3 separate regions of the Mus musculus genome follow, and all the other regions are linked to region 2. A link is a loop called in an ENCODE intact Hi-C map of the cell type or tissue named here. Cell type or tissue: gastrocnemius. All regions are shown on one strand.

Region 1 (8,000 bases), 61 kb before region 2:
CCGAGGAAAAAGAAACAGGTTGTCAGGGTAGGGCTGAAGTTCAATTCTTCTACATGGTTCTGTCTTCTCTAGCTTTTTCCTCTGAGGTTGCAGAGGAAAAGCATGCTAAGTGTTATATAGGCAGGTCTTAAGACTGTCAGCTGTCTCTATCGACAAATACCAGGACAGCTGTTGTTTGAACTGCCCAGGGAAGCGAGACCTCCGTGAGGAGCAGCCCTGGGAAGTGGTTCTGAGTGTCGAAGCTGCTCTCTCCTAATGGACAGTCTGGTAACATGTGGACTTTGCTATTGATTCTTCTTGCTCCATCAGCTTGTCCCATAGGAAGGACTGCTGCAGACACACTAAAGGAGAGTGGATGATACCGCTGGCTCCAGGCGGATCGTTATGCGATGGGATCTAAACCAGTGGATTGTGTGAGTCTGCCTCAGTAGAACATTAAGAGAGGAATCCAGATTTCAGCTCCAGGAACTCTGTGAATTTATGGCTTAGTTCCCAGGGTTAACTTGCTGATACCAGTCAGCCTCGTGCAGCATGTGTCTAGCCTAGACCTTAGTTGTCTTCTTGGTGTAAGGTTTGGAGCCCATGCTAATTTTCCTTTATGGCACCCAAATGGGGACTAAAGGAGAGGGTGGTATATGACCAAATGGAAAAGGAAACGTTTAAGAAAAGTCCTAAGTCTGGAAAAAAAATATGAATAAAACTTCTCCAGGAAGTTGGAGGCTAGTGACTGAGAAAGTAAGTCATCAGCCAGGGAGATCACCCAGGCTGCGCACAAACCTTGTTTCAAGTTCTTGAATCCAAACGATGCTTAGAGCCTTTGGTACAGAAGTGTTTCTGATCTGTGGCATAGGGCGGGATAAAAATCAAATAAGTGATCATTGGCGGGCTAGCCACCTTTCCTTGTGAAGAGTGCATGGTGCACAGTCAGCCTTTGTGTGACCAGAGATTTCACAAAACCTGGGGCACCTGTTTCTCTTTTCATTTCACGGATCCCTGAAGGAGGTCTAGAAGAAAAGGCGATGAGTCTAGAGTTTATCCCCCTTTCGAAATCATTCTCGCTTTCCTTCCTCCCTACGTGTGGCATTTCCCCCACCCCCCCACCCCCTACAGGGTGCCTGTAGTCTTCATAATAGAGTAAGTAAGTAAGTAAGTAAATAAGCAATATGTCATAAACAGATCCATACTGCAGGTGTTTACAGCTACAGTAGTGGAGCATTTGTTGTGTAGTGTGTTGGTTTTGAATGGCATTGTGCTGTCGAGGTATCCACTGATGGACAATCAAGCTGTAGAGGACACACAATAGCCAAGAGTTAGGGACTAGTACACCAGACCTACTCAGCCATCTGCTTACCACCCCAACTCCTTGACCATGCCCCGCCCCGGCTCACTCTTGTCAAAGTGTGCTTCACGCATTAACAAGAACATCTTTATACAAGTGGCTTCACATCCCCTAAAACGCCATAAGAAAAAAAAATGCAATATCTGGGTACTGTATGGGGGGAAAGAAGTCTAAGATTTGCATAAAACCAGTACATTTCAGCTTGCAAGTTACGGAACGTGATAACGCTGTTTCCATTACGTTTTCATCCACATCAGTAAGTCGCAGTAACACAGTGGAGATAGAACAAACCACAGATAAGGAGAGAAAAAAAAAACTTGAATGAAACAGATTTTACAGAAAGCTTTATGATAATTTTTAATGCATTATTTATTTTTTTGTGCCATGCATTTTTTTCCTCACCAAATGACCTTACCTGTAATACAGTCTTGTTTGTCTGTTTACAACCGTGTATTTATTGCAATGTACATACTGTAATGTTAATTGTAAATTATCGGTTCTTATTAAAACATCATCCCGCGCTGGGATGGTGTTGACATATTTGGAAACTCTTGGTGAGAGAATGAATGGTGTGTATACATGCTCCTTGTACATTTTTCTGTTTCTTCTGTAATATAGTCTCGTCATCATAGAGCTCGTTTATGGAAAAATTCAAGAAAAATATAAAATACATAAAGATATATAAATTTAAATAACATAGCTGCAGGTCTTTGGTCCCAGGGCTGTGCCTTAACTATAACCAATACTTTCTTCTGTTTTGCTGCAATTCAAAGTTAGGTGGTAGTGAGGCTCGGGCTGGGCGTTTTGGAGCCGTGCTCCTCATTGATTGGATTGCAAAACTATAGATCACGGCTGGAGAACCTTCTGACCCTTGTGAGACAAAACCTCTGACATACATGTTGCCACGGAGCACAATGGCACTGGTGGTGCGTATTTACCAGCTGAGTGCCGGGAGCTACTACACCTGGATACACAGGATTGGTTTTCTTCTTCCCAAACCACACACCAAGAAAACATTCTTCTCTAGGGACTGGAGAATGGCCTTCTGGCTTCTGGTCCTCACAGGAAGATGAATTTGATTTGAAATGGGAGCCATAGTTCACTGATCTCGTCAGTCCTGTGTTCACCGGCTTCCTGCCATGCCAAGACATTACACTATTTTAAATACTCTCCTCGTCTCCAAGACTAACCAAATTTAGAAATATGTATGATACATAGTCCATATGTGTCATACATATGCATACAGACACGTGCACAGATATGTACACGTCAGTCACCTGCGTAAACACAGTTATATGATGATGCCAATTCATGTAAAATAAAGAATCCATGTCTCTCGAAAATTGTTTTTGTGTGTCCACGTGGAATTGTTAAGCATAGCCTTGTACAGTGGCCAGTCCTGAAAGCCACAAGAGCTTCCTTGTGGAAAAGGTGGCCACCTCCCACCATAGCCCAGCCCTTAGAATATGTGACGTAGAAAAAAGAAATTCTTTTTTTTCTAGGGGAAAAAAAAAGAGCCTCTTATTATTTCATTTTATTTTTTGACACAAACTGTAGATTTTAGCAGCCCTGGCCCAAAGGAATTTGATTACTTTTGTTTTAAACAGTACAAATGGGACACTATACTGAGAAAATACATCCTTTGCTGATTTCAGTTTTTTTATCCCTTTATTTCTTTGGGTATGTTTTCAGAGTGGTGAACTGTGTGCGAGCATCACAGACGATGGATCTGTCAGTGGTTTCTTAGCCTCTCTTACAGCCCATGGGGATAGCACTGTACATCAATACCTTCATATCAAATTTTTATATGCCATGAAAATAAAAGCATGGGTTGATTCTGCCTACTTAACGATTTTGTCTCTTACAAATAGTGTGACTTTAGTCAGCACACATTTCTGACAGGAATGGCCTTTTCCGAAATGACAGGTTGGTGATCTCATGTCAGCACTGATATTTATAACCTGTGAGACCCTAGGACGTCAGTCCTTCCATACAAAACCCCCTCAATTCACTTGTGGGACATACTAAGTACAATACACAGCTTTCTAAGTAGGTCCAAGAAGGGGCCATCTGCATTTAAATACATCTTTTGGTGGACTAGAAGCTATCATTTTAATGTTCAAGAATTACTTAGACACTGCTCTGCATATTTCAAGCTTCTGGGTTTTTGAGTGAAGGAAAACCATGGTCCACTCCCCCTAGGCCTTGTTCTCTGGGGAGACAGAGGCATAGAGCGGCTCAGTGCATATACACAGAATCGTGACAAGAAGGCTGGTGTTACACATGGTCAGAATATAGGTAGGGTTTATCTGAATAATTTTGTTCCTTGGTTGGGTAAGACCACTGAGATAAAATCTATAGACACACACACACACACACACACATACACACACACACACACACACACACACACACACACTTACACATGCACTCACATACATGCCCCTGCACAAATACATATACACATGCACACACATACATTCTCTCTCTCTCCTCTCTCCCCGCCTCTCTCCCTCCCCTCCCCCCTCTCCTTTTCCTACACTGTGAATCTTCTGTCTCCATCTCTCCATCTCCCCTCCCCTGTTTGTCCTTCAGTGATATTTGACTTTGAAACAAGATCAGAGCTGGTTGACTTTTATCTCTGGTTTCCACTACACAAAGTAGCTGGATGTTGGAATATTGAGAAGAAAAATACATAGAAAGAGCATGTGGTAAACACTAATCTAGTCGGCTAACCATGCTTGCTGATTGGCATTTAGATTCTACATTGTTCACTGAAGTTCTTGAGATGGGAGGTAGTTGAGAACATCTCCCTATAGAAACCTTCAGACACTCCTACACATCCTATAAGAAGTGTGTATATGAAGGTGGGGGGGGCTACTGAAGTATCTGAAATATCTCTGGTCTAATTTTATCTCTGATCAGCTTTCCTTCCCTATCCCAATTACAAGTTAAGAGATAGTTTTTGAAGCAAGGTTTCACTCAGTAGCCCAGGCTGGCCTGGAATGCATTGTGTAACCCATTATAGTTAACTCAGGGTAAACCTCTAACCTCAGTGTCCCACATGCTGCTATTACAGGTGGGAGCCACCACATGCAGAACACTTGCAAGTGCTAGGAGATGGAAGTCATTAGATCCCTTTTGTGTCCCCCAAGGTCCCCCAGCCAATACCCTAAATGGCCTACAAGTGGCACCACAATTCACCCCATCTTGTTGCTCCAACAAGAAGACAGACAGCTAAGACTCCACAGCCTAAATACTGAAAGTTACTGTTGACAAACCATGATGACAACAGCATCTTCATCACTACCTCCATTTTGTGTAGATCGAGGACTAAAATTGACTGGGACACCTTCGATGTCCTGCATCCTTCTTTCATGAGAGACACCACAGATCATTTCCAAAGCTACTTGTTCTGGTGCTAGTATAGACTTGTTTTATTTATATACTCAACTCAGCATAGATTTAGGACATGCTCAGAAGACTTTACAGTGAGGGAAAGGCCTGGATAAAACTATAAAGGGGTGGGGGGAAATCCAGAAAATAAAGATATGAGATAGGTGTGTGCCCCTGGGCAGAAGACCATGGTACTGAGGCAAGGAAGGTTATAGTGGCCCTCCCCACACAGATCCTGATGGACAGAGAACAGACCCAAGAGAGCGAGCAGTCAGCTTAAAATGGAGCCCTTCATACTATTGAACCACTTAGCCGAGCATTTGATGGCTGCTTAGACTTCCAAAGCCAACAGACATGGTTTCTACAGCTGAGCCCTGCCAAGGTTTAAAAGTCCTATTGTCTGAGAGGCGATTTTTTTTTCTGGTGGTCCTTGTTCGGAACCAACTATCAGAACGAGCTTGTAGCAGGAAGCCCTTGCTCTGTGCCCAGTTCCCACAGGGCACCGTGTTTTACCAGCATTAATCAGAACCAGGCAGTCTCTCACCTCAGGGGCGTCTGTCTTCACACTTTGCTCACTTTCTTCCCAGCCCTACTTGGTTTCTCACTGTTCATTTACAGTCTCTAGGCAGGGAGGCAGAAACAGATCATTCCTCCATTGCCTCTCCCACCTCCCCAGATGTGAAGGTCAGAGGGTAGGAAAGGAAGCCAAGGATAGCTGCTGCTGCTCAGGCGGCTGTCTATATCCAGAGACTGCTTAGCCAGCAACTGCCAGGCTACTGAAAGCCAGATTTGGTATGGCAAGGAATTAGATATGGGAGTTAAAGAATGCCATTGGAAATATTTGAAAACTAACTGCTTGGATCAGTGATCGACACACCTAATGGGTGGGCTGAAATTGGTTTTTTATTTCTTTAAAGCTTAGAAACATGGGCCCTCTGGCGCTGGCCACGTAAGTGGCAGAGGATGTCCTTATTAGACATCAATGGAAGGAGAGGCCACTGGATCTGAGAGTGTTAGATGCCCCAGTGTAGGGGAATGCTAGGGTAGGAAGATGGGAGTGGGTGGGTGTGTGGGTGAGTGGGTGGGGGAGTACCCTCATAGAGGCAGAGGGAAGGGAGATGGGATGGGGGGGTTCCAAAGGAGAGACCTGGAAAGGGGGAAATATTTGAAATGTAAATAAGGAAAATATCCAATCAAAAAAGAAAAAAAGAAAAAGAAATATGGGTCCTCCGTTGCTATAGCATTCAAGGCAACATGCTATCCTGAGTTAGTTATCGGTGTGCTATGTAACGATGAAAGGATCTCATGGAACTAAATCCCTTATAACTGTCTCCTACCAGTTATAGGCAGGCACCCTGTGCTTCAGCTAAATGATACGTCTATGTCCTTCATACTACCCCCTCTCTGCTTACACCTCTAGATCTAGTTTAAATATACCGTTGTCTACAAAGCCTCTCCCAGGAACACTGTATACTTTCTGCTATGGAAAATCAAATGATTGAATCACAAACCAGCTCTGGCAATAAAATCTCCAGGGGTGTCAATAAATGTTCCACCTGACTGCCATGTGCTGGAGTCTAGGTGATAACATTGAAGACATCATGGTGTTGGTTTTCCCTCTTCTGGCCTTGCAAACGTCGTTTCAACCCCTTTCTAATATATTGCATTTGGCCAAATGATACATATCACGGTGGGCCTTTCATCAAGTCACCTGATCAAGACTAATCTGAACAATAGTGTTATTGACCTGTTTGGCCAGTTTCAATCAACCCAGAAAAGAATGGGTAACCAGCTACTAATGCCCTTCAGCAGTAAAGAAAACCTGGCACTGGCTATGACTCAGGGGCAATGATTGTCATCACAAGCTAGCAAAGATTCAAAGGGCATAAAGACTTAAATGACATAAAAAGTAGAGATGAAGCCAGACAGAAAGTGCATCTCTCTAAATAAACAGTAACATTTTGGACAGAAAATGAGCACCTTTTTGGCCTTCTACTGCCCAGCTGGATTTTCTCTGAATATGTATGTTTCTCTATGCTTTAGTAATGGGAATAGAACCATACAACACAGGGGTTGAGATCAGCCATCACAAGAGGCACCCATAGGGGCCAAATTATGTAATACAGAAGTCCTAAGAAAGGAACTCTTCATGGAGATAGCTTCGACCATTGGGAATCCCAAGATGAGAAGGAGCCAGGCCATTTTGTGTCTTCTCTTCCTGGATTACTCAAAGGTCTGGCATCCTCTTGATGTCCAACAGGACCATCCCTGTGTTTCCCTCTCCACTGAAGCACCTTCCATGTGACCTATAACACCCCCTAGATTAGCCATTTGAAATCTTGGGTCAGAATGCCTTTGGGGAGTTGCATATCAGATATCCCACATATCAGATATTTATATTACTATTCATAACAGTAGCAAAATTATAATTAAGAAGTTGCAACAAAATAATTTTATGGTTGGGGGGGCACAACAACATGAAGGAATGTATTACAGGGTCATAGCCTTAGGAAGGTTGAAAACTACTGCCCTAGATGCTCATGGTAGAAACGTGTCTCGTGCCTGTGTGCTTCCTACTTCCTGCCTTCCCTTGTGTTCCACTTCACTCCCTTGATTCGCCTTAGTCATGTTATCCTTACCACCACTTAGAGGCTTACACTTCCCAAATTAACTGTCACTCCTTCCTCGGGCTCTGGTTGCTAGACACTCTGACTTACATGCCGCCTGCTCACACCGAAGGGCAGGTGTTTTCTGCAGACATGTGTATGCCCACGGGCTAAAACTGGGTCTGAAAGGAGGCAGGACTATGCCTCTTCCTTGTTTCTCAGTTTTCACTTAAAAAGGCCTGGCTCCGGTGCAGCAGGAAGACAAGACAGTGGAGGTGAGCGGCCAGAACAATGGAATATAGAGAATAAAATGTCCCCCAAAGTGAGGCACTGCTGCTCTCTGACTCCCTGCACTCTTCATTTCTAGGTAAAAGGTCTTAGTCCTTCAACGGATTCCTGTATATTTTCATAGTCCTCTCTAGGTATCTCTGGCTCCTTAACTGTCTGTCTCTGCTTACTGGTCTTATCCATTCTAAAGTAGGTCTATCCTTGACCATTTCAGTCAATCATCTGGTCAATTACTTTGTTCACTTCCTGTTTAATAAAAACCTGATATGCAGTAGACACCGAGTTGGTTTCCAGCTTACTTCTTTGTACAGGGCTGATCCCTGAACCTATAGCTCACCAATTGACGAGGTACATGTGACGGTTTATGTTGA
Region 2 (8,000 bases):
TCTGGATTTCACAGCGTTATCCCTCCCTCAGTCATCTAACTCCGACCATGCCCAACCCCTTTATAAAACATTCTAGGATCTCCACATCTCCCTATTGCTATATGTAAATTACAAGTACATTCCTTCCAGATCTGACCAGGGCCACATCTTTGTGCAAGGGCAGTTCTTTCCTTGGTAGATGTGTCAGCTTCAGGCAGGGCACACACATCACAGCCTTGTACATGTGCCCCTGACTCACCTCCACTCATCACTCTTGTCTGTTCCCCTAGTCAGGAGATCTGCCTTCCCAGCCTTTAGCCACTGTGAACGGTGAACGTCTTCCACCTCCCCAGGTGCCAGACAGCTCTCCTTCCCATGGCACTGCCGCAGTAATCCATCTCCATGTGGAAGGGGTCTATCTCTGCTGCAGGTGTGAGAAACTCCCTTAAAGAACCTTCCATGACCACTTCACATCCTTCATCCCCCGATTCTGTGATAACTTACTCTAAAGTTATTTTATTATAATCCTTTATAGAATTATCAGAAATCACCTCTAGGGAACTGTATCACAACACGTGAAGAAACCAGACTCACTTAGGGACCAGGATAAAAATGGAAAGACTTGCGGCTCCAGTCCTAGAGCTTGCCCTTCAGTTACTTTAGACCCTAAGAATGAGTTTTGTTCTGTATTTTGCTTGTTTAATAGAAAGGACATGAACACTCGAGTCAGACCTTCAGGTTTGAATCACCACTCTGCCATGTTCTCATGGTATAAGGTAAAGCAAGACAATTAGTCTCATTTGTCTCCATTTCTCCCGGCTATAAAATGGTAATAGATAAAACACAGGGTTGGTCTAACAATGATATTACAATCAATATAAAGTACCTTATCTCACTGGCTGGGAGATAGCATACACTTACACTGACCGTTATTGCTCCCATAAAAACAGCGGTTTTAATGGGAACAGTTGCCTGACCACACTTGGGGAGGCACAGTGATGTGATGAGGTCTATTTGGCTTGTTTTAGTCCTCAGAATCCAGAACTATGCCTGCTTCATAGTAGACACCCACTCTGTTGTCCTCTGGTTCTTGAGCAATTATTTTTTCTGCACAAGTCGCTTATGCTTCTTTCATTGTTGCTGGGTAGCATGCGTCACTTAGTTCTGTAATCATGTCTTGTCGACTGCCTACATCAGAAACATCATAGAGACAAAAGCTGTGTCTGATGAGCCTGCTGTCCCCACACAACAGAGCTTCTCACCATGCCCCTTCAAACAAATGGATGTCTCCCTATACCTTGAAAAACAACTTGTTTGGCTGTCCTGGAAACCGTCTACTGCAGTACCCACATGTCTTGCTCCACACGCTGCCTAACATTGTATTCTGGACCCTGTCCCAAGCCACTGTACCAGAAAGCAGATCCAAAAACTGCATGTGATTCTTGGTAATAGAATCGCTTCCTTCAGTGAACCTGTCTCCATGGTGCACGGCAGTGGTCTGCTGTTAAATACTTGGTGATCATCTTTAAGAGGGTGTGAGGGATTCTTGCTTTACAGGGAATGAAGATATCAATGGTGTGGACGTTCCCACCATATCTGACTCCAAGCTACCAATGGGATGTCACTGAGCATAGAACCAACAAGAGGGATAGGCAATCCGCTCTTGTGAACGGTACGAACTGGTTCAGCAATGTCATTAGTTAAGCCTGGGATTTCAATCTCTAGGGCAGTGTATGTGTGTATTTGGAAAGCTTCCCAGACCTTCAGGGATTTCCTTTGAGTGGCCTTCTAATCATTACTCCTATCACCGAGATGACCTTGGTTCATGATGGCAGTTACAACAAACTATTGGGGATTGTGGTGGCAGCTTTGGGGTATCGGTTGTAAGGCTTTTATTCAAGTGCCTTAGGTCTGAAGATGTTGGATGTGACGAGTGGTGTGGGTGTCAGAGCATAAGTTTGATCATGTTCTGGATGATGATGATAGCCAAATCCTTTATAGCAAATACTTCTACTGCCTTGATGCAACTGAAAATTACTCACATGGATCTTAAACAGTTCTATTATCATGCGGTTTCGCGTTAGAGCAGTACTTATAGACAAAACACAAATTGAACAATCTAAAGTTATTATTTTGTATTATTTTCCAGCAAACATATGCATTAGCTCATTTAATCCTTAGAGCTGTCTTATGAGGCAGATCCTCTATTTACGTTTTATTTTTATGAGGAAATGGAATTACAGGGAGAGAAGGAAGATACATCACAGAGATCATACAGATACGTTGAGGGAAGCCTGGGATTTCAGCCAGCTCGACGTGACAAGATGTAGGGGACTAAAGAGTGCCCCTAGAGTCTCACTGCAGGCTGTGAATTGAGAAAAGGTGGGACTGGAGCAGGGTGGGTAGTGAGTGATGGTACAAGGTCGTTCTGGCATCTTTCCTCTGCCTTTATTTAATTCTCCATGAAGGGCTATGTGCACCACAAACTGTGAGATTTTTCTAGGGAGGCATTAGTCTTCAGTCGTCTCAAGATCCCAAAGAGGCTGTCCCACCATTGCAATAGCTCCCTAAGACCTGCTCTTGCAATCTGATTATACCACACTACATGTGGCACAGGACATCAGTTATCTACGACACCCTTCTTCCCCTTCCCCATAATAACAGTAGTTCTGAAGACATGGTTAGCAAGAACAATGTGTCATAGCTTTTCTTTCAGCTTGATGTGGCCAAGGAGCGACTTTCCAAACAGGTCTGAGAAGTGAAGTGTGCAATTTCAGGGTTATGCTTCAAAGAGACTAGAGAGATGGCTCGATGGTTAAGAGCAGAATGCTCTACCAGAGGACCTGGGTTCTGTTCCTAGTACCCACATGGTAGTTCGCCACCGTCTGCAACTCTAGTTCTGGGAGATCTGGAGACGACTTCTGGCCTCTGAGGGCCCCAAGCGTGCAAGTGGTTCAGAGATGTAACGTAAGCAAACTACTCATACACACACATTTTTTTAAAGGAAAAGCATATCTCACTTGCCTTTTTCTTGGAACAGATGGTACAGTTGTACGTTTGGGGACATGCATTGAAGTCTTACTCCTGACAACTGTGAAGAACACAGTAAGCATCTCATTTTGAATTTTGCGGAAAAGAAACAGACATTTAGTGTGTTTCAGTCACTGCTACTTTGATGTTCTGTGGCCCGACACACACGTATAACCAACCAGTCACCAAGGGAACCCCAGCTCTAACCTCATCGGCTTTCTCTGCTGATGTTGACGCTAATGATTCTAATGATGTAGCTGCTGTTGTTTGTTTTGGGACCAGCCACAGAACATCTGGAGGTACCAGGCTGGCAAAATGGCTCAGTGGTTAAGAGAAGAATGCTCTACCAATCTGTCCCCATAAAATTGGAGACATTTTCCCCAACTAGTAATAGAATCACCCAAGCCCTACCTGTTGTGTTCTCAATGGTGAATGCAATGGTGAATGGCTCTCCAAAGCCATGGCGATTTCCTTTGCAACACAGCACTGTGCCCTCATACAGTTTGTTATTTCACCCTTCCTGCTCCCAGTTCGTGATAAAACTCAGAGCCTAGGATGTCGTGTGGAGCTCACAGCACCTGCCCGTCAAACTTTTTCCTCACAGAGACACTTTTTAATGTTGCAGATACTGTACACTGGTTTCCACAGTGTCCCTTCCAGCCTCTTGTTTCTTCTCCACTGCAGAGGCAGGGAATTAGAGAGGTAGGTGCCTTGGAGCCTGGTTCAGGATGCAGGCACACACTACTGTGGAGGAAGTGACCTGTATGAATCAGAGATTACTTCCAGGGAGCTGGGCTTTCTTTGCTCTCTGGGTGGCTGAAGCCTGTTTACCTTTTATATTGATGACAGGCTTTGTTCCTGGTCCCCAGGGGATTACTGATACAGAACAGCTTGCAATCGAACCAATAATTTAAACCTTAGCAGCCTTTTGGTTTTCTTGGCACCTACATCCACCCTTGTCTTACTGGGCTTATAAACTCTTCTACAAGCTGCTTCACATACTCCTTTCTTGTTTAAAGCAGTGTGAGTTGGTTATTTTGCCTACAGCTAAGTATTTGATCCAATACATGCTTGTGAGTTTGTGTCTCAAAAAACAACACACACACACACACACACAACCAATCAATTAAAAACCTTCTTGTAATTAAGAAAAGGGCACTCCTTCTGGTAAAAGGAAATCTGAGATACTCTAAATCAGTGATTTCTCTGGAAGGTTTATAATATTGATTCTAGTGAGGGAGAAACTATTAGGAAACGGGTTAAGAGATTTATCTAGACATGTTTATGTAATATTAACATTTAAGATAGAGATGTTGCAAGTGAATAAATGTGTCTGTATATGACCAAATGCTCTATTGCTGTGTATAAGAAGTAAAAATAATATGGAGATCGCTGGTTTGAGTGAACCCTTGGTGCTTTTCTGTGACTTTTTTTTAAACCATTCGGTTCTGCCACGTTCAGAGCATTCTGTAGAGTGCCATCTGCTGGCGACTCCGTTCACCTTCAGTGCTGATCGCGGTGTTCCCTGGCAGCTGTGTGTGCAAAGCGGTGAAGGGTAGAAAAAGGAACCTGCTTGTGGGAGTGGATGAAGGAGGGAACTCCACTGGTCCAGAGGAAGCAAAAGGCTTGGAAAGAACCAGAGGGAACCGTGAGCCCTGTGGGCACAGAGGGAGAAGTAATAAACCATACTCTAGGGCACAGTGTCATGTGGCAAAAGAAATCGCGTGGCTCGGGATAGAAAGCAGGGAGCGCATTCACCATTGCGAATAGAAAAGTCAGGGCGCAGGTAGCCAGAGGGGCGGTTCCTCTCGCTCATCTGCATTCCTTTTGTCTGGAGTTAGGGTGGGGTCGTATCAGAAAATAAAGGTTCCTTATGGCTAACCTCCTCCTCCTCCCGGTTAAGCAATAATCTTTAACAACAACAACAAACAACAACAACCAAAACTTGCTTCCTAACCACATAAAACAGCCCGAGACTCTTCCTCTCCGCAGACAGTGATGTGATTTTCCTGTCTTGATCTTGCTCATCCTTGAGACAACAGCTCCCCTGGGGGGACTCTGGCTGCCAAGAAGGTTAGAAGAGAGCAGCATTTCTCTTGGTCAGCTCAAGGTCACTCACTAACGTCAGAGGTGGCAGCTCCCTGGGATCTGAGACCTGAACAATGACAATTTTGCGTCCCAGTAGCTGTCTGTGTCCTTAATCTGACGGGTGAGTGAAACTATCAAGTGGGCATTTTTCTCCCTGGGATGAGGTGTCTGAACTTTGATCGGGATGCACGGGGGCACTGGGAGTTGAAGACGTCACCAGAGTCTACCCCCTTGCGGAGAAGCACAGTGGGGACGAGATTAATCTCAAAGAGCCGGGGAGAGGAAACAAAAGAAGTGACTCTGAGAAAGAGGAGGGAGGTTAGAGGAGTCAACCCCACCCACCAAGGCCAGGCAGCTGGAGGCCTCCTAGAGAAGGGTGCCTCGTTAGAATAACAAGTAGGAGTGGACAGAGGAGGGGGCTGGAAGGAGGGCGCCACGGAGTCACCTTCAGAGCAAAGGAGTAAAGATGCTAATATCTTCGGGGTTCTGTGACAGCACTGTGGGAGTGTGCAGGAGAGCGAACCCGCAGTGCTGACAGCGAGGGGTGGGGCGCTGAAAGCCAGAGGAGAAGGTCCTGAGCAGATGTTCCCGCCCACATTTCAAACCACAGTAACAATGAAAGGCCCTTGGGGTTGGGGGTGGGGTGGGGTGCTGGGGCTGGGGCCCTGAGGATTTGTAGATATCCTCGGGTTTGCCACCTGAAGACAGGTCAAGTGACCTTTACCTGCCAAGAGTGGGTGGGAAGCAGGACAAAGCTGAGAACTTATTGTTTGTATGGTTTAGCCTCAGCAGGCTCCCTGGATATTGGAGCCAGAGCTGTGTAGGACAGAGGGGTGTTTGCCTTCAGGGCGCCTTGTGGCCCCTCCTGGGATTTGCAGTCTTTGGTGAGGCTTGTAACTTCTCTGGCCTCATTTCGGTCTGGGGCATGGCAGTACTCAGTTCTCACACGGCCTTTACTGAGTGGCAGCCACTTGACTCACTGCTACAAGCACTGTAAGGGTGCCACATCGCTCGGACGACGACGGTGCTGTCACCATTTCTCAGGTAGAAAGGATGAGCACAGCAGTGTCAGGGACACACAGAATGTAGGGATTGGAGGAACTAGTCGGAAGCTCTCCTGGCTTCTGCCAGAGCGCGAGCTCCCACCCGCTGGCCTGCCCCAAGGCGTGCACAGATCACTCTTTTGCTTGGGAAAGCAAAGTGTTCGACTCCTGTTCTCTGTCATTGCTTCCGTTCCTAGGATTTGAAGAGCCCACCAGACAATGTCTTAGGACAATGGTGTGAACCAGGGCTAACCTCATTTCCGAGAATGCCCAGGTTGTATGCTCTTGAGTTCAGGAGAGGAATCAGAATTTCCCCATAATTATCCCTAGTCCTTCAGCCACGGGGAGAATCATTCACCTGACAGCACCCCACCCCGAAGCAACGGCAGGTACTTGAATATCGAGGCCAGAGTTTGTAGTGAAAACAATATAGGAAAATGAATTGGTGGGAGGGCCTGGCTGGGGAAAAAAAAAAAAACTATTGCCATAGTAAAATTAATTCTCAAGTTTACCCAATTCTATAAAAGTGCAGTTGAAAGAACCTAGTGGGGAAACCCCCACTCAATTCCCGATTCGACGTGCACCCAAGAATCACGAACAGACGGCCAACTTGATGTAAGAACACGAGGTAGTTTAATGGCGGAGCTCAGGGTCGAAATGTATCTCCCGCAGGAGACAGTGGATTCGACCCCGAGGCTTGGAAGCTAGGGGTTTTTATAGAAAAGGGGTGGGGCTGGGGGAGGAATTGGCGCGGTTTCACATGATTGGTCCATTTAAACATCAACAGACTGTCAGAAGGGTGGGAGATAGGGAGGCACCAGGCCAGTCAGGACATGTAACGTCGGGCCTGCCCGGGCATGTCCTGGCCTGTTCTGCTATGTTCTCAGCCCCAGGTTTCAAAGCTCACAAAGAACTCTTGGGCTATTTGACATAAATTACATGAATCACATGTCTCAAGTTTTATTTCCTTTCACAGTTAAAGACGTGATGAAGTCGTACCCCAGACATCCTGGAACAAATGACAGTATTCTATGACTCTGAGGCAAGTGGTAAGGATGGTGGAACCCCTTTGTCCTGCTTCTTTTTGGTTCAGAGTTTGGCAAACATCCTTTAGAAAGAGACTATATTCCCTGTAGGCCAGCCCCTGGTCATCTCAGGGTAGATATCAGGAGGACAGAGAAATAAGTCGAGGATTCAGGGAGTTGACGGAAGGGTAACAGGCATATTGACCTAAGTGGCACCATTTCTTCCTTCCTTCCTTCCTTCCTTCCTTCCTTCCTTCCTTCCTTTCCTTTCTTTCCTTCCTTTCCTTCCTTTCCTTCCTTTCCTTCTTTCCTTCCTTTCTTCTTTCCTTACTTTTTTCTTTCCTTCCTTCCTTTCTTTTATCCTCCCTTCCTTTCTTTTTTTTAATTGTATAATTTTGAAAAGAGGCTAAATAGCCTCAGGACCCTCCCAAATCAAGAAGCAGTTGTAGGTTCCAATACACTTAAGCATTAAAGTGAGACCACCAGGACTCGCTTCCCCGGGAAAGATGATGTCATCTACATGGATTTTCAAAGGCAAAGATGATGTCATCCGCATAGGGTCTCAAAGACTTAGAAAGCAGACAGAAGGATGTGGGGAGGTGGGCTTTCCATCTGTGAGGAGGCACCCTAGTCAGGAATGCTATTGACGGGAGAAATTACTGTTCAGGTATTAACGAGTTTCTAATTTTTTTCCCCATGAGGTAAAGAGGGACCAGAGTGACGAGCCCAGGAGAGCCAGGGAGAGAAGCTGGAAGCTGCAAGAAGGACACACAGAGAAAAACAAAGCAGACTCAGCTATGAGAGCCCAGGTCTGAGCTGCAACTCAGGAGAGTAG
Region 3 (8,000 bases), 95 kb before region 2:
ATTACTATATTGAATGCTGGAGGAATTCTAGCCTTGAGTCACCACCATGCCTCACTTCCATTATTATACTACTTTAAATGGCTCAGCAGTTAAGAGCACTGACTGCTCTTCCAGAGGTTCTGAGTTCAATTCCCAGCAATCACATGGTGGCTCACAACCATCTGTAATGGGATCCGATGTCCTCTTCTGGTTTGTCTGAAGACAGCTACAGTGTACTCATATACATACAATAAATAAATAATTCTTTTAAAAATGTATTATTATTTAGTCTTCATTCTTGAAAGACTTAAATTGCACACAACTTAATGAACATACTGCTCTTGGTGGACACTAGATTCTACCTTTAGTTATTTTTTGTGTGACCTTGAGTGAGTCAGCCTTTCAGAGTCCTAATCCCCCGTGACGTGAGGTGGGATTTTAAACCAACACATTGTCTATACAAGCCCTCTCTACGGGACTACTCTAAAGACACCAAGAAAAGTTTTAAAGCGATGAATCTGCTTTAATGTGGTGCCTTTGGAGTATCTGAAGGTGGCTTTTTCAGAATTCCCTGGCAGCCTTCCTAGTCCAGAACGCTAGAAGGATGTGGGGGTAGGGGAGGGGGGAGGGGTGGAAGATCCTGGAATGCTTAAAAAGCACATGGAATCTTTGCACACTTACATATTGCTACTGGAGGGGAGGTTAGCTTGCCCTTATTCTCCTGCAAAGCCTCCCACCAGGACCCCTCCATCTCCATCTCCATCTCCATCTCCATCTCCATCTCCATCTCCATCTCCATCTCCATCTCCATCTCCATCTCCATCTCCATCTCCATCTCGGGGCTAGCAGCATTCAAACCTACCTAAGTCTGCACCGTAGGTCCTTTCTTTAACCCCAGGGTTCACCTTGTAAAGTTCTGGCTACTCTCTCTGTCCCAGAGCTTCTTTTCTTCCCCTGTCTGAAGAGGTTACAGATGTAAACCATGCCGGGTTTAAATTATAAACCATCTCCTCGGAGCCTTCCAGGATGCCTCTGTGTCCTCCCTCGTGGCCTCATTCTGCATGGTGGATTCTGCCTCAAGTCTTCTTTAGTTATTAAAATTGGACACTGTGTTTAATTGATACATAAAACCAAAAAAAAAACTGTACGTACTAATAGGATACCATCATGTGATATTACAAAACATGCCTACTTAATGAAACCCTTAAATCAAGTGAAATACACCTCTTTTGCACTTCCTTGTGGTGAAAACACGTCTTGTCTTCTAGGTTTCTGAAATACATGGCATACTCTGTAGGGTACACCAGAACTCCTGCTGCTGTCCATCAGCCAATCTTCCCTGATCTTCCACCCCCCTCTCTTTCTCCAGCCTTTGCATGACCCGCATTGATGTCTTCCCAGTTGATAGACAGGTTGTGCACACACTTCTTGAACAGCACTGCAATTGTCTCTTTCTAGGTCGTTGCGTCCCGTCTCAGTTCTCAACCTGGGGAGCTTTCCTGACTTTAATGTTTGGCCTCTTCTCATTTGTTTATTTGTTTGTTTACTTGTTTACTTACTTGGTCTGCCGCTTTATTGCTTCTCCGCTCCTAGGTAGCTACTGAACAGTCATCTGTGGAGATAGTAAGTGAATGTCTATTAAAAATTACTTGTATCTAGTGCGGGGAGTCTGTTACTTTTGGAGGAGTGCTCTATGAAACTTCAGTGCTGTGGGCTGTTGCTACTTGCTGGTCATAAGAAGGGTTCAGTAGTAAAGTTAGTTTGGGAAATGTTAAATAAAAGGTAAATATAAACCAGGTTACATAGTATAGCTCTTATACCATACATAGTACATCTTTCGACTATGTTAATGTATATAACCTTCATAAATGCTTCGCTTTGTGTCTAAAATGACAATTTCACAGTGGACATCATCTGAAGGTGTTTTACAAGATAGATGTTCTTTACATTGCATTCTGGGAAATTCTGCCTTAGACCCAAACCCGTCTTACGAGAGGGGAATGTTCATGTGCTAAAAATGGGAGGCAGATTCTCCCCGACTAGAAAGAGAACAGACCGGTGAGTAGGGACAAAACTTCCCAAGAGTGGCCAGACTCGGAAAGCACACGGCTTCTGAGAATGGTTGGGTTTGGCCAGCAGATCTAGAACATGGACTAGAGTCAGCACCCAGTGAGCATCGTCTGTCTTTTCGATGCGGAGCGAGAGCATCCTCTTAGGCGTTGGTTTTTGCTAATTAGTTGTAACAGTTCGGCGTTTGCTCTGATGGAGTCTGTAGCACATCCTTTGCATAAAATCATGCCATGTGCCACCGGTGACAGGCTGACCTCCTCCGTTCACACGTAGAAGCAAAGACGCCTCCCTTCATGTGGCCTTTGGCCAGTTGCATTGATTATTCCTCAGTGAAGCCAGTGTCATGCTAGGGATAGCCGTGATGATGGTGATTTCAGCTAAGCTGACAAAATAGCTTTGGATGTACACAGCTGCCTATATGAATCCAAGCTGTATCAATGAATGGAGAACGCTGTGTGAATTTGTCACTTCTCTTGCTGCAGTAAAACACCATGACCAAGGCAACCGGTAGAAGGAAGGCTTTGTTTGACTCGGTGTTCCATTATGGCAGAAGAGACGTGTTGTGGCTAAGGGCAGGAAAACTGAGGGCTCCTATCTGGAACCGCAAGCAGGAAGCAGAGAGAGGCCAGGAAGAGTTGTGTGGCTTTTAAACCTCAAGCCTGCTCCTAGGATAGACTTCCTTCAGCAAGGCCATACCTCTAAACAAGCTCAGACAGCCCAAACTCCACCACCCATGGGGACCAAGTATTCAGAAATCTGTGCCTATGCGTGATATTCTCGTTTCTCATTCAAACCACCACATATGTTAATGTGTCTTAGTCAATCCACTTAGCCAAGAAATGAAAATACAAACATCAACTTAGGTTCCTGTTAATTTGGTTCCAGGAACTCCTCAACAGACATAGTACGTACGGTGTCAGACTCTTTCTAAATAAGTGTTTCGGGTATTTATTTGCTGTTTTAAATAAAGTCATTTTGGGGGAAAAAAATCAGGTCATGGTTTAGTCTTGGATGTTTCAGAGGATGACTTAGGTCTTAAAGGTCAGTCTTAAATGTTTATGATACTCTCAAGAGCAGATACCACTTATGAAATGGTACATTTGATCTCTCTGGGCCTCTGCCTTGTCATGTTTTGGTTTAGTCTCGTTCCCTATTCAAACCCTCCCATTTTGTCTGTGATGCCAGTCTGGGCCTCAGAGCTGGTTAAGTCAAATTCATGTGGTTTATCACTAGGGGGCGCCAAATACAAATAGATTCAGTGGATCTACTAGCGGTCAGGTTTTCTTAATAGAGTTTCTCAGGAAAGAGTTTTTATCATGTGAAAGTAAATTCTAAATTATATAATTTAAAGGATTGATTATAAACGAATTCTGGGTTGTTATTGACACCCCCTAAAACTATCTCAAGGCACTTGAAAAACAAACAGAGGCTCCCTAGTTTGTGATAGCTATTTGAATTTAGCGTCTGAATTTCAGTTATGCCTCAGAATTCTGTATGGAGGAATTAATAATCACATTTTCATCTGTCAATATAATCTAAGCGTTAACAGTATATGTAAGCACCTACTTAATATTGACTTTATTCCTGGCTACTACACATCTCCCTCTGTGTCTTTCATTTTTATGTAGAAGGGTATAAAACGAATATGATTGGTTATATAGGATCAGATGTTTTCAGTTTCCTGAGTGCTGTGTGATAAACTACTGCTGCTAAGACGACCTCCCTGAGTCTGAGGTGCTGTGAGAGCCAGTCCCGTGGGACACGCCCACACGTACGTACACCTCCCCCAGCCCTTCCCTGCCCTACTGAATGCTGTCCCATTTTAAGTCAGCCTTCGACTCTTCCATATACGATCGATCGTCCTCCGTCGACACACAGGCAGTACTGCCTGCTGTGTGCAGTGCTATGAGGTACTTTACTCTCTGTCACTTGAGAGTACTGTGAAGCCACACTGTCTGATTTCAGATCCCAGCCCTGTCTGTGGCTTCCTGACTGTGTGACAGCTATTCTCTTTACAGCCCAGGTGTGTTGTTCATTGATTACCTTTTCATGGCCCTATCTCAAAAGGTGTTTCCTATCTTGTGGTGTGAGGTCGGGGGTGTTGGGGTGTGTTGCGATCAGGTGTTCCCGGGCTGTGAGCCTCTGAAAACTCCCCTGGTTAGTAACTGAAATGTGTGCAGATTTTCCTGGGGCTGCTCTCTGTTCCCTCTGTCCCTCTCCTCTTCCACAAAGTCCACATGACTTCCTCAGACTCTCCTTCATATCGGCACTGTGGCACGTTCAAGCAGCAAGGTGAAATGTGTAAGGCCTCCCGTGATCTGGATGCCACAGTCAGAGAGTCATTTGATCACAAAGGCCAGCTCAGTGTCACTGTAGAATGTTACAGCTTGCTAGGGTATTTCTATGCAGATTAAATTGCTGCAGTGGGCACCCTAGAAGTTCGGACTGTATGCTAAAGTGAGGCTTCTTAAACTTAACCCACTTGTGACCTGTGACTGAGAAATCTTCACGTGACCCTAAACATATGGGTCTATAAAATAAATGTATTAACCTAAAATTTACTGATAATAATCACAAAGAGCTGCATTGTAAAATGATTTCTTGGTGTGCCTAACAGGTTTTCCCTAACTTATTAAAGAATAAAATAAATCTGCACGCTGGTGGATGGATCTGATTGTTTGATTTTTTATGCAGAGTCAAGTTGTGGCTGTTTGATACTGTAGGATGCACAGTCGCTTCAGTGTGATTTGGAGTTGATCAGCCGTTTAGTTTTGTAATCCTCAATACTAACAGCAACACCCCTTTGCATAATAAATACACAGAGTACAACGTGGCAGAAATGTGGTTAGGGGCAATTGAAAAAAGGAAATCGTGTTTTAATCTCAATCACACAAAATGTGTCGCAAGGCTTAAAAAGCAGGACCACTCAAGGCAGCAACTCAAATAGTAGTTTCTAAATCACTAGCAATACAACCCAAAGCTACTCAATTTGATAGTTAACTTGGCCAAGAATGGCAGAAAAATATAAAGTGTGTTTCGTGTAATTGGATTCACTGTGTGCAGAGTAAAAGCCTGGCAATTAATAACATATAACCTGATTTGAGCCAAATTTGTTCCAGCATTGCTCTGTGGTGTTACCTCACAGTGCAGAGCATGCATACCGTGCAGTCTTAGCCAGGGTCCTATGAAGTCACATTATATACAACCCAGGTGACACCAGACGCCTCAGATTCATCGTGCACTTGATTTTGATTTTCTATTGTTGTGTGTTCAGAAACGTTGTACTGTTGCAAAACTTTGTGACCTTGCATTCAGTCTCATGTGGGGTTCTGACGCACAGTTGCAGAAGCTGGGTACTAAAGGCGTTCAAGTTCAAGTTGAAATCCATATCCTGAGTATCAGCGTGCAGTGGGGAAAACCATTTTCCCACCCAGGTCTCACTGTGCGTGGAAGTGGGGGATAGGGGCGTTGACACCGAAGCTGCTCTCCGCCTCTGTGATGATTCGGATTAACGTGTTGAGAGTGGAGACAGGAAGGAACAGACCAGATTAAATGGTATCTTACAGAAGACAGGACTGGTCACAATGTTTCGAAGAAGAGGAGTAGGCTGGTGGAAGGGAACACCCTAGGGTTACTCAAGGATTCGCTTGGATGATTTATGTTAAACACCTGATAGCTTGTGACTCACACGAGATACCCACTGAATGGACAGAAAGAGTCACAGATTTCATCTGAGGCACTGGAAGAAACACGGGCCCAGTGACTGCAGTTGGAGTAGTTATACGGACTACTTTAAATAGAAAAACGGTTCACGGTTTTGAAGAAGTTCCAGGTGACGTTAGGGCAGGACATTTGAAATGGGAGAGTATGGTGAGTTTGGAAACGTGGTACCGAAGTTCAGGCGAGAAGTCGTCATGAAGAAGCGTAGGCCCGAAGCAGCAGCCCGTGGCCAGCCAGAGTGGAAGCCTTAACAGAAGGCAAAGAAAGGCATGGCCAGAGAAACCCGCAGAAACAGGCCTGGGGAGGGAGTGCAAAGTGTCTTCAAATAAGGCAGGATATGTCAAAGGTAAGAAAAATGGAGGACAGAGGAGAGGCGAGGGGTGTTCTGCTGGGTTATTCTGGTGGAGAAGTGGGGTTGGGGGTTAGAGGAATGTAGGAAATGAACCCAAAGGTGTGATGAGTGTCTGAGAACCCCAGCAGCAAAAGACCTGATAGTAATATCAGAGGCAGAGAAGGCCTTTCCCACCCTCACCCTTGGGATGTGTTTTACCACCCTCACCCTTGGGGTGTGTTTCAGGCTCTCCCTCTCTCCCGGGCCCCCTGCTGCCGAAGTGGATAGTACAGAACCCTATATAGGCTGTATGTTTTTTCTTAGTTATGTGAAACTGTAACTATTTTGTAAAAAAAAAAAAAAGATAAAAAATACACTAGAATATTAGCAACAGTCTGCTATCATCAGTGTTATTAAAACCTTGAGAATATTTCTGGGGTCTTCCATTTAGCATTTTCAGCACGGAGTTGGCTGAAAGTACCTGGAATTATGGAAAAGGACATTGCAGGACTGCTGTGCTAGACAGGTGTTAGGGTGAAAAATACTGAGGCAGGCCTGGGGCAGGGTGGGCGCCATAGAGTAACCAGGAGGCAGAGATGATGTAGGGTGCTGTAGAGTAACCACGGCAGGGAGTCCTAGAAGGACAGAGTGACAAGAATATAGACCTTATGCAGAACTTTGCAATAGACTAAGAGCAATGAATTTCTCTTGTTTCTCACCCACAAGATCTCTTAGGATAAAAGTTACACAGAATAATACCATGTCGAGCAGAATAGAAAAGGTTGGCTTTCCCACAAGAATGTCCAGTACATTTTAGCCCTCAGGATAACAAGGTAGGCTTGCTCTCAGTTTCAGCTCTGCATGCCTAAAAGCTATTCAGTTCTTTCTCGGCTTCATCTGGGATGATAAAAATGTTCTTCTGATCAGAATATAGAAACTGGAATCTGTATGCATAACTGCATTCTATATCCAGACAGAGCCATGAACTTTCAGATACTCCCGCCCTCCTTCAGTCAGATTTATATTTTAGACTTTGTTAAGTTTTAGAGTGTGACGGTATTAAAATAGAAACAAAGGATTTTGACCGCAGCCTTCCCCAAGGAGAAGGGATGCATTCTCGGTTGTGAAGTCTGGACCAGTGGCATTTCATTATGATTGTGCCTGTGTGTTGGGCAGGGGAGGGAGCAAAGCTGCCTTTATCACCAGGAAAGCCACGTGTTTGGGATTTGAGAGAGACTGTGCGCATTGAGATGGTATCAGAATCCACACAGACTGGCAATGCTTATTTAAGAAACGTCTACAGATCTTGATGGTTTTGTGGTCGTTATCCGTCCCTGTGAGGGGGAAGCCCCATTCATCTCACAGGCTGCAGGGAGACCTTTATTAAATGGCGTTCACCATGTGGGAAGGAAAGCCTCTTTTCCTTCAGAGGCTCACCTCGCCAACCAATCACGAAGCATACTGAGCCTCAACCGTACCCCCTGCCCTCCTAGAGCAGAGATGGAATGTGATTGGTGCATAGTTGGTTCTGTGGGCGGGGTTTCATGTCACTCTTCCCGGCTTCCCCCGCAGTTCCTTATTTGGTAGCCTTTGACAGAACTAGTCTTTCTCACAGCTAAGCATCTTGATATACATTATTCATTAAGCCCTGGAGCTCGGGAGAGAAAGATGCAGACCCTTAGCTCTTTAGCTGCTCCTCCATCACATGGATATTCCTTATGCAGAATAGCTGCTGAATTCCGTTCCATTTTGGAGTTTTACAAATGGCATGTGTTTAATGAGAAGACGACTGGATGGGATCATAATACGATGCTTTCTTATTTATACTTAATTACCAAAAATATTTAAATTCCCACACCCTGAATGGCTTTGTGGAAATTGGTAGAAGTCACGGTTTGAA

Evidence for each region. Hi-C counts contacts between places; a loop is a spot of excess contacts. Peaks named below come from ENCODE experiments on the same cell type or tissue, not always from the same donor. Only the 100,000 strongest peaks of a DNase experiment are listed, where the experiment ranks them.
Region 1: it touches region 2 in a loop (2.4-fold over the local background); 6 of 42 quality-filtered maps call a loop at or near these places.
Region 3: it touches region 2 in a loop (7-fold over the local background); 33 of 42 quality-filtered maps call a loop at or near these places.

Annotation. Positions count from the first base shown.
Region 1 is chr13:109,952,782-109,960,781 of GRCm38, forward strand. It overlaps Pde4d (phosphodiesterase 4D, cAMP specific), which reads left to right. Exons shown (of 17, transcript NM_011056.3): 17 at 1-3,188. Among named protein-coding and RNA genes, the nearest start is that of Gm32881, 50 kb to the right of the region's middle. In gastrocnemius, no CTCF peak of the experiment used is centred here; no DNase peak of the experiment used is centred here; H3K27ac peaks cover 369 bases.
Region 2 is chr13:110,014,027-110,022,026 of GRCm38, forward strand. Gm32881 (a long non-coding RNA gene) reads left to right here. Exons shown (of 5, transcript XR_382897.2): 2 at 3,020-3,084; 3 at 5,002-5,218; 4 at 7,117-7,189; 5 at 7,867-8,000. Among named protein-coding and RNA genes, the nearest start is that of Gm32881, 12 kb to the left of the region's middle. In gastrocnemius, a CTCF peak has its summit at 4,497 (motif pointing left); DNase peaks (open chromatin) are centred at 4,509, 5,075 and 5,934; H3K4me3 peaks cover 1,191 bases; H3K27ac peaks cover 1,159 bases.
Region 3 is chr13:109,919,166-109,927,165 of GRCm38, forward strand. The region is part of intron 8 of Pde4d (phosphodiesterase 4D, cAMP specific); the gene reads left to right. Among named protein-coding and RNA genes, the nearest start is that of Mir1904, 19 kb to the left of the region's middle. In gastrocnemius, a CTCF peak has its summit at 3,272 (motif pointing right); DNase peaks (open chromatin) are centred at 3,272, 3,827, 6,322 and 7,598; H3K4me3 peaks cover 4,062 bases; H3K27ac peaks cover 7,884 bases.